Linked DNA regions of Homo sapiens: region 1 is linked to region 2. A link is a loop called in an ENCODE intact Hi-C map of the cell type or tissue named here. Cell type or tissue: GM12878. All regions are shown on one strand. Links, peaks and the distances in the headings refer to the core of each region. The heading gives the core; the rest is flanking DNA.

Evidence for each region. A loop is a pair of places that touch in the nucleus more often than their neighbours do. Peaks named below come from ENCODE experiments on the same cell type or tissue, not always from the same donor. Only the 100,000 strongest peaks of a DNase experiment are listed, where the experiment ranks them.
Region 1: a loop joins it to region 2, with 6 times the contacts of the local background. A loop is called at or near these places in 17 of 110 quality-filtered maps.

Annotation. Positions count from the first base shown.
Region 1 is chr6:17,802,362-17,806,751 of GRCh38, reverse strand. KIF13A (kinesin family member 13A) reads left to right here. Exons shown (of 39, transcript NM_022113.6): 19 at 1,137-1,277; 20 at 2,242-2,391. Among named protein-coding and RNA genes, the nearest start is that of NUP153-AS1, 98 kb to the right of the region's middle. In GM12878, for the core only: a CTCF peak has its summit at 2,384 (motif pointing right); a DNase peak (open chromatin) is centred at 2,405.
Region 2 is chr6:17,699,617-17,704,006 of GRCh38, reverse strand. The region is part of intron 1 of NUP153 (nucleoporin 153); the gene reads left to right. Among named protein-coding and RNA genes, the nearest start is that of NUP153, 5.1 kb to the left of the region's middle. RefSeq lists an enhancer at 2,132-2,251. In GM12878, for the core only: a CTCF peak has its summit at 1,977 (motif pointing left); a DNase peak (open chromatin) is centred at 1,950; H3K4me3 peaks cover 3,163 bases; H3K27ac peaks cover 2,874 bases.

The DNA.
Region 1 (4,390 bases), core at 156-4,155, 100 kb before region 2:
ATGCGCCACCACACCAAGCTAATTTTGTATTTTTAGTAGAGGCAGGGTTTCACCATGTTAGTGAGGCTGGTCTCGAACTCCTGACCTCAGGTGATCCACCCACCTTGGCCTCCCAAAGTGCTGGGATTACAGGCATGAGCCACCGTGCCCAGCCAGAAAATTGTTTTTCTATGACTCAGAAAAAAAGAAAAACTAAATTTAAAAAAAGTAAGAAAATTGTTTTTCATCCATTCACTTTTTCTTCCAGCAAGCAAGCTAGAAAATGAGTCAGGGAGTATCTTATCAGTCTTACTGGGTTTTAGTCTTTTGACCTAGTAGTTCCCCTTTGGGAAATTTATTCTAAGCCCATAGTCATAGAAGTGTCCATAGAGATTTATACACAAGGATGCTTATAGTGGACTTTATAATAGCAAAACCTTGAAACAGACATGATGTCAAACAATAGAATAATTACTCAAATGTATAGTACATCCAAATGCTAAGGACACTGCTGTGTTGCCATTAAAAAATCATGGTTATGGCTGGGCCTGGTGGCTCACGCCTGTAATCCTAGCACTTTGGCAGGCCAAGGTGGGCAGATCGCTTGAGTACAGGAGTTCGAGACCAGCCCGGGCAACATAACAAAACCCCATCTATACAAAAAAATACAAAAAATAAAATAAAAAATAGTCAGTCATGGTGTCATGTGCCTATAGTCCCAGCTACTTGGGAGGCTGAGGTGGGAGGATTCCTGGAGCCCAGGAGGTCAAGGCTGCAGTGCACTAAGATCATACCACTTCACTGCAGCTTGGATGATAGAGCAAGATCCTATCTCAAAAAAAAAAAAAAATCGTGCTTATGAAGAATATTTAACAATACAAGAAAAATGATCACAATATCAAAACTGGAGAGAGGATTGGGGTATGAAGTTATACTTTTGTTTGGTCTTGATCGTGATAAAAATTAAAAAGTGTGCATGAGTGTACATAGAAGGTAGAAAATAAACCAGACTATCCTCGTAGGTGGTAGAATTTTATCTTCTTTTGTATGCATTTATGTGTTTTGCAAACTTACTGTGTTACTGTTGTATATATATTGCTTTAGCAATCGAAAAAGGAGTTATAACAGGGTTTGTTTTGTTTTTCTTCCTTATGCAGAGAGGTGCAATAGTGAGTGAACCAGCTATCCAAGTGAGGAGGAAAGGAAAGAGCACCCAAGTGTGGACCATTGAGAAGCTGGAGAATAAATTAATTGACATGAGAGACCTTTACCAAGAATGGAAGGAAAAAGTTCCTGAGGTAAAAGAGACAAAATGTAATGGAGATTTTGTTATGTTAAAAACAGAGAATATAAGCGATTTAGCAACACACACACACACACACACACACACACACACACACACGGAGATGTGCTCATGATACGTTAGATATTATATTAGGAAAATAAAGTACAAGTGATTTTGAAAGAAGCGCTAAGTTGGATCAGTAATACAACACATGATCCCCACACAGTTGGGAACTAAATGAAGAAAACATATAGTAGATTCTTATTTGGCTTCATGTTTACTACATTTCAAGTGAAAAGAAGTAGAATGAAGTAAATTTATGCCATTTTATCGGTGCTGTGAAAAATCAGCTTGACTGGAGCCAGTGTGGATTTCGCATTCATTAATGTGTGTTCACGCACCCCTAGCTGTGATCGTGGCCAGGTAGATTACTAAGAGTAATTTAAGCTTGCATAATCCATTTTTTGGACATTAGCAGTGGAAAAGAAGACTTGGCAAAGGAGATGAGGCAAAACAAAGGGGATGAAATGAAAAAGCTGCAAGTGAGGTAGATAAGGAAGACAAGGCAGGAACTGAAGAGGAATCTTCTGCACAGGCATTAGTTAGCTCCCCAGCAAACAGGCCCCTCCCATGGGCTAATTCTTTTTTTTTTTTTTTTTTTTTTTTTTTTTTTTTTAATGGAGACAGAGTCTCGCTCTGTCACTCAGGCTGGAGTGGTGTAATCTCAGCTCACTGAAACCTCTGTCTCCTGGGTTCAAGCGATTCTCGTGCCCCAGCCTCCTGAGTAGGTGGGACCACAGGCGTGCGCCACCACGCCCAGCTAATTTAGTTTTTATTTATGTGACATTATAATTTTACTTGCTGTTTAAATGGATAGATTCTTTAAATTTTTTTTCAAATGCTAGTTTTAAATAATATTATTTAAATTGATGTTATGTTTCTTATTCGTCCACTCACTGGCCCCTCCTACTTCTCAGGCAAAGAGACTCTACGGAAAACGAGGTGACCCTTTCTATGAAGCCCAAGAAAATCACAACCTCATCGGGGTGGCGAATGTATTCTTGGAATGCCTCTTCTGTGATGTGAAACTTCAGTATGCAGTCCCTATCATCAGCCAGCAGGGGGAGGTAAGCACAGGCCAGCCTTGGAGAACGATGGTGGTTCAAGTTTTTTGTTTTGTTTTATTTTGTTTTTCATTCTATTTAAGCTATGTTCTTGAGGTGGATCAAGAAACTAAGGCAAATAGTCAAGGTCTGCATTCTTTTTTCTCTACTAATAATCGATATTAGAAGCTTTGAGGATTAAGTCATGGTTTTGTTTGTTTGTTTGTTTGTTTGAGACGGAGTCTCACTCTGTCGCCCAGGCTGGAGTGCAGTGGCGCGATCTCGGCTCACTGCAAGCTCCGCCTTCCGGGTTCACGCCATTCTCTTGCCTCAGCCTCCCGAGTAGCTGGGACTACAGGCGCCCACCACCATATCGGGCTAATTTTTTGTATTTTTAGTGGAGACGGGGTTTCACCGTGTTAGCCAGGATGGTCTTGATCTCCTGACCTTGTGATCCGCCCGCCTCGGCTTCCCAAAGTGCTGGGATTACAGGCGTGAGCCACGGTGCCTGGCCCAAGTCATGGTCTTAAAAGATTATTATAACATTTAATATTTGGAGGTCACAAGTTTTTTCTTTGTTTTAATCAAATGGGAAATATTTTGGAAACCATATTCAGCTCTGTGCCCCATATCGCTCTCTCTTTTTAAAGGTAATCTCATACCTTTGCGATATACTCTAGTTCCTTCCTGGCCCCTAAATGGTCTTTGTAAGATACAACTCAGGAGGATTATTTTGCAGTCCAAAGTACTCAAAACAAAACAGGCTTCAATGACTCATTGTTACCCTCCTTTTAAACTCTGGTATTTCAGCTATTTAGATATAGTGGCCTAGGTAGGCATAAGATATTTCAGAAAATGTACGTTGAACTACCAGGTTATTTCTTGTGATTCTTAGAGCAGGTGAAGAATAAGATGCCATTCTGCCCAAAGTGAAGCTGCGATATAGACCCGGGTTCCCAGTTGTGGGGTGTAAGTGCACAGCCCACCCTCCACTATGGAAACACCCCATGGACATTCTGCTCCAGAGGACCAGTGCCTAACAGAGCTTTTTCCCATGGGAAAAATGGGCACAGTTAGGAGTCTGAAACCAGCCTGGTCAACACTATGAGACCCCATGTCTAAAAAAGAAATTTAAAAATTGACCAGGCATGGGCAGAGTGCAGTGGCTCACGCCTGTAATCCCTGCACTTTGGGAGGCAGAGGCAGGTGGATCACAAGGTCAGGAGTTCAAGACCAGCCTGGCCAATATGGTGAAACCCCGTCTCTACTAAAAATACAAAAAAATTAGCCAGGCTTAGTGGCGGGCACCTGTAGTCCCAGCTACTCGGGAGGCTGAGGCAGGAGAATCGCTTGAACCCGGGAGGTGGAGGTTGCAGTGAGCCAAGATCACACCACTACATTCCAACCTGGGTGACAGAGCAAGATTCTGTCTCAAAACAAAACAAAAAAAAACAAAAAAAACACAAAAAAATTAACCAGGCATGGTGATGAGCACCTATAGTCCCACCAGCTACTCAGGAGGCTGAGGTGGGAGGATCACCAAAGCCCAGGTAGGTCTAAGCAGCAGTGAGCCATGATCATACCAATGCACCCCAGCCTGGACAACAGAGCAAGACCCTGTCTCAAAAAGAAAAAGCACAGTTAACATGGCAGAGTGATTCAGTGGCTGAGTCCCTAGTTCAGGACTTCTTAATTTGGAGTCTGTGGTATGCTTTGAGTATTCCATGAATCCCCCTGAAATTATATTAAAATGAATTAGATTATCGAAAAGCATTAAAAAGAAAAAAAAAAGCTTGGCCGGGTGTGGTGGCTCACGCCTGTAATCCCAGCACTTTGGGAGGCCGAGGCAGGCAGATCACCTGAGGTCCGGTGTTCGAGACCAGCCTGACCAACATGGAGAAACCCCATCTCTACTAAAAATACAAAATTAGCCGGCGTGGTGGCGCATGCCTGTAATCCCAGCTACTCCGGAGGCTGAGGCAGGAGAATGGCTTGAACCCGGGAGGCGGAGGTTGCTGTGAGC
Region 2 (4,390 bases), core at 298-4,297:
ATCACAGCTTAAATGTACTTAGATAAAATAAAAATCTAATTTTGGGGAGATGATGTCTTAACAGCATAACACCTATGATCCAAGGTGTCTTAGAGTTGATACGACTTCAGGCTGTGTAGTTTTGTTTTAAATCTTGATAATTTATCATTGCCCCTTATCTAAAATACTTTTGCTTCTTGTCCTATTTAATTAAAAAAGAAAACATATTTTAGCTTTTGAATTGGGAAGTAAAGGTATTTAGGGGTTTCTTGATCAACACTGTAGGTGCTATTTAATATTGGCAGAAACTACCACTACCCAAGGAAAGTATTCAGGTATATTCAAAAGAATACTCTCCTTTTTTTTTTTTTTAATCTTAAAAATAAGGACTTTCTTTAGTCCTTATTGAGGCTTTGGTGGACATAGGGTCTACCCACTTGCTGTTTATTATCCTAGGCTGTCAACTGGATGTTTTGCAGAAGCTGCTGAGTCATCATGAAGCAAGCTTCATGACATGGCATGTTTTATACTAATGTTATTTGATTAAGTGTCCAAGGGTTTCTGGGCAAAAATTAAGCTTTTGGTAGTATAGCAGAAAGTTGGAGTAAGAAACAATGAGAGGTCTGGCGCTGTTAGTTAATGGATGTTTGCCAGTGCCTGTCAGGGCAACTTGGCTAGTACAGTCACCCAGTACCTATGACTTCTGCATGTGTTCATTTGACTTGTAATTTCCTGTTTTGACTTCTGGGTTTAGCTCTCCTGGGAAATGCTGTAAGTTTACTACTTTCCTTCTTTAACTTATTTTTTTTTTAATTTTTTTTTTTTTTTTTGAGATGGAGTCTCGTTCTGTGGCCCAGGCTGGAGTGCAGTGGCTCGATCTTGGCTCACTGCAACCTTTGCCTCCTGGGTTCATTCCATTCTCTTGCCTCAGCCTCCCAAGTAGTTGGGATTACAGGCATGCGCCACCACGCCCGGCTAATTTTTGTATTTTTAGAGACGGGATTTCGCCATGTTGGTCAGGCTGGTCTCAAACTCCTGACCTCAGGTGATCCACCCGCCACAGCCTCCCAAAAGTGCTGGTATTACAGGCGTGAGCCACCGCGCCCGGCCCAAATTCTGATCTTTAAAATGTCATCTTGCATGAAGTTGTGCAGACAAATTCATTGTCTTGCTCAAATAACTGAAGAGTTATAAGGGTAATAACTCTTAAGAATTGTAGAAGCAAATATGAAGAACAGCCCTGAATAATGCAAGCTGATCATTCTTACTTGCCTTCTCCCCTACCCCTTTACCTTTTTGCCTAGATGCATTTAGGAAATGGTGTCATTTTTCTTTTCTCCTTTCTTTTTTTGAGACGGAGTTTTGCATCTGTTGCCCAGGCTGGAGTGCAATGGTGCAATCTCGGCTCAGTGCAACCTCTGCCTCCTGGGTTCAAGCTATTCTCCTGCCTCAGCCTCCCGAGTAGCTGGCATTACAGGCATGCGCCACCACAAACGGCTGATTTTTTTTGTTTTGTTTTTGAGACAGAGTCTCGCTCTGTCACCCAGGCTGGAGTGCAGTGGCACGATCTCTGCTCACTGCAAGCTCTGCCTCCCGGGTTCACGCCATTCTTCTGCCTCAGCCTCCCGAGTAGCTGGGACTACAGGTGCCTTGCCACCACGTCCGGCTAATTTTTTGTATTTTTAGCAGAGACGGGGTTTCACCGTGTTAGCCAGGATGTTCTCGATCTCCTGACCTTGTGATCCACCCGCCTCGGCCTCCCAAAGTGCTGGTATTACAGGCATGAGCTACCTCGCCCGGCCAGAAATGGTGTCATTTTTCTAGTTGAGAGTGAATAGGTAACTGAAGAGAATGTGGTTAGTTCCTGTCTTCCTTTTCCATTTCCTTTTTGTTCAGATTGTCAGGCACAGAAAGTCAGCTCTTTGGAGAGGTCAGGCTGCTTGCTTTTCTTAGTAACCACTACAAAAAACTTGAGTCCATGGGCAAACCAGAACCTACTGCCACCTCCTGGTGAGAGGAAACCACTTATTTTTGCCCTTTTTGTCCCGGGATGGGGGTGGGGTGGGGTGGTGTGGGTAGTATGCTTCAGACATTTATCTTCTGGTTTAGAGCTAAGGGACTCCGCCTTTAATCCTCCTAGATATAGTTTGTCTTACAAGTCAGTTCCTGCATTTAGCTTTTTTCCCCCCCCCCCCGAGACAGAGTCTTGCTCTGTTGCCCAGGCTGGAGTGCAGTGGCACAATCTTGGCTCACTGCAACTTCTGCCTCCCGAGTTCAAGCAGCTCTCCTGCCTCAGCTCTTGAGTAGCTGGGATTACAGGCGCAGGCCACCACGCCTAGCTAATTTTTGTATTTTTTTTTTTTTTTTGAGATGGAGTCTTGTTCTGTCACCCAGGCTGGAGTGCAATGGTGCGACCTCGGCTCACTGCAACCTCCGCCTCCTGGGTTCAAGCAGTTCTCTGCCTCAGCCTCCCGAGTAGCTGGGACTACAGGCACGTGCCACCACGCCCAGCTAATTTTTGTATTTTTAGTAGAGACAGGGTTTCACCATCTTGGCCAAGCTGTTCTTGAACTCCTGACTTCCTGATCCACCTGCCTTGACCTCCCAAAGTGCTGGGATTATGGGTGTGAGCTACCACACTCGGCCTAATTTTTGTATTTTTAATAGAGACTGGGTTTCACCAAGTTGGCCAGGCTGGTCTCGAACTCCTCACTGCGTGGTCTGGCCTCCTCGGCCTCTCAAAGTGCTGGGATTATAAGCGTGAGCCACTGCACCTGGCGCATTTAGCTTTTTTTTTTTTTTTAGACAGAGTTTCGCTCTTGTTGCCCAGGCTGGAGTGCAACGGCACCATCTTGGCTCACTGCAACCTCCACCTCCTGGGTTCAAGCAACTCTCCTGCTTCAGCCTCCCAAGTAGCTGGAATTACAGGCATGCGCCACCACTCCCAGCTAATTTTGTATTTTTAGTAGAGATGGGGTTTCTCCATGTTGATCAGGCTGGTCTCGAACTCCCGACCTCAAGTGATCCATCCACCTGCCTTGGCCTCCCGCGAAGTGCTGGGATTACAGGCATGAGCCACTGCTTAGCTATTTTTAAAAAGGGGAAGGAAACCTCTTTATCAGTAGCTTAGATCAGGGGTCAGTAAACTTTTTCTGAAAGGGACACAGATAGTGAATTTTTAGGCTTTGCTGTGGTAAATTGTCCTTTGTTTTGTTTTTAAAAGTCCTTTAGCAAATGTAAAAACCATTCTTAGCTTGTATGAAAAAAGACCAAGGTCTGAATTTGGCCCAGCCCACAGGTCATTGTTTGCTATACCATGGTTTATATGATAGTATTGTTTTTATTTGTTTTGGTAGCTTCTTTGTGATACTCTGTCCCAAATAAGTATGTCCTGCCTGGTATCTGATAGCTGGAGTGTTCTCAGATTTGAAAAGGAGGGATATTTAGAGGTCGAATATTTAAATCATTCCAGAAGTCACCAAGTTTTTAACTTTTATTTTATCCTTATTTGCTTTATCCTAGATGCTTAATATAATCAGTGGGAATAGAAATGGAAACATTGATAGGATTGGATAGTTGATAGGATAGTTGTTAGGAAAACATTGTAGTGTAATGGAGTCAGCCTGAGTTTGGATCCCTGTTCTGCCTGGACTTGGACAAGTTAATTTACTCATCTGTAAAGTGAAAATTGTTGTGGAGGTTAAATGGGACAAGTGAAGATTTTAGAACAGGACCTGGCATATGTATATAGGTAAGGAGTTATTAAAAATTGAGTCCTTATTATATATATGCAATTGAAATTTGAAATTAAATAGAACTGTTTGATTTAGGATCTTTTTTTTTGTGGGAGACCACAGTTTTATTATTACTCAAATTAGTCTCCTGATTTAGGGTCTTCATATTGTCTCTGAATTTTCCTGCTTCTTATCAGAAGTTTTGTTTCCTTTAGGTGACTAAATTCAATACTTGCATGTATTAAATTGTTTAATGCAAAGTAGGTGTTTTGTTTGTGATGAGAGGTTTTGTGTGGTATTATATTAATTTACTTAATTTTTCTAATAAGTGACAAAAAAGTCCACTTGCTGTATCCATTTTCTGGGAAGTCCCTGACAAGGCAGATATCTTAGTTTGAAGTAAAATAAAAATTGTAGTCTGATGTCACTAATTAAAACTGTTTACTTTTCTTTTTTTTTGAGACAGAATCTAGCTCTGTCACCCAGGCTGGAGTGCCATGCTGTGATCTTGGCTCACTGCAGTCTCTGCCTCCCAGGCTCAAGGGATTCTCCTGCTTCAGCCTCCTGAGTAACTGGGGTTACAGGTGTGTGCCACCACGCCTGGCTATTTTTGTATTTTTAGTAGACACGGGGTTTCACCATGTTGGTGTGGTGGTCTCAAACTTCTGACCTCAAGT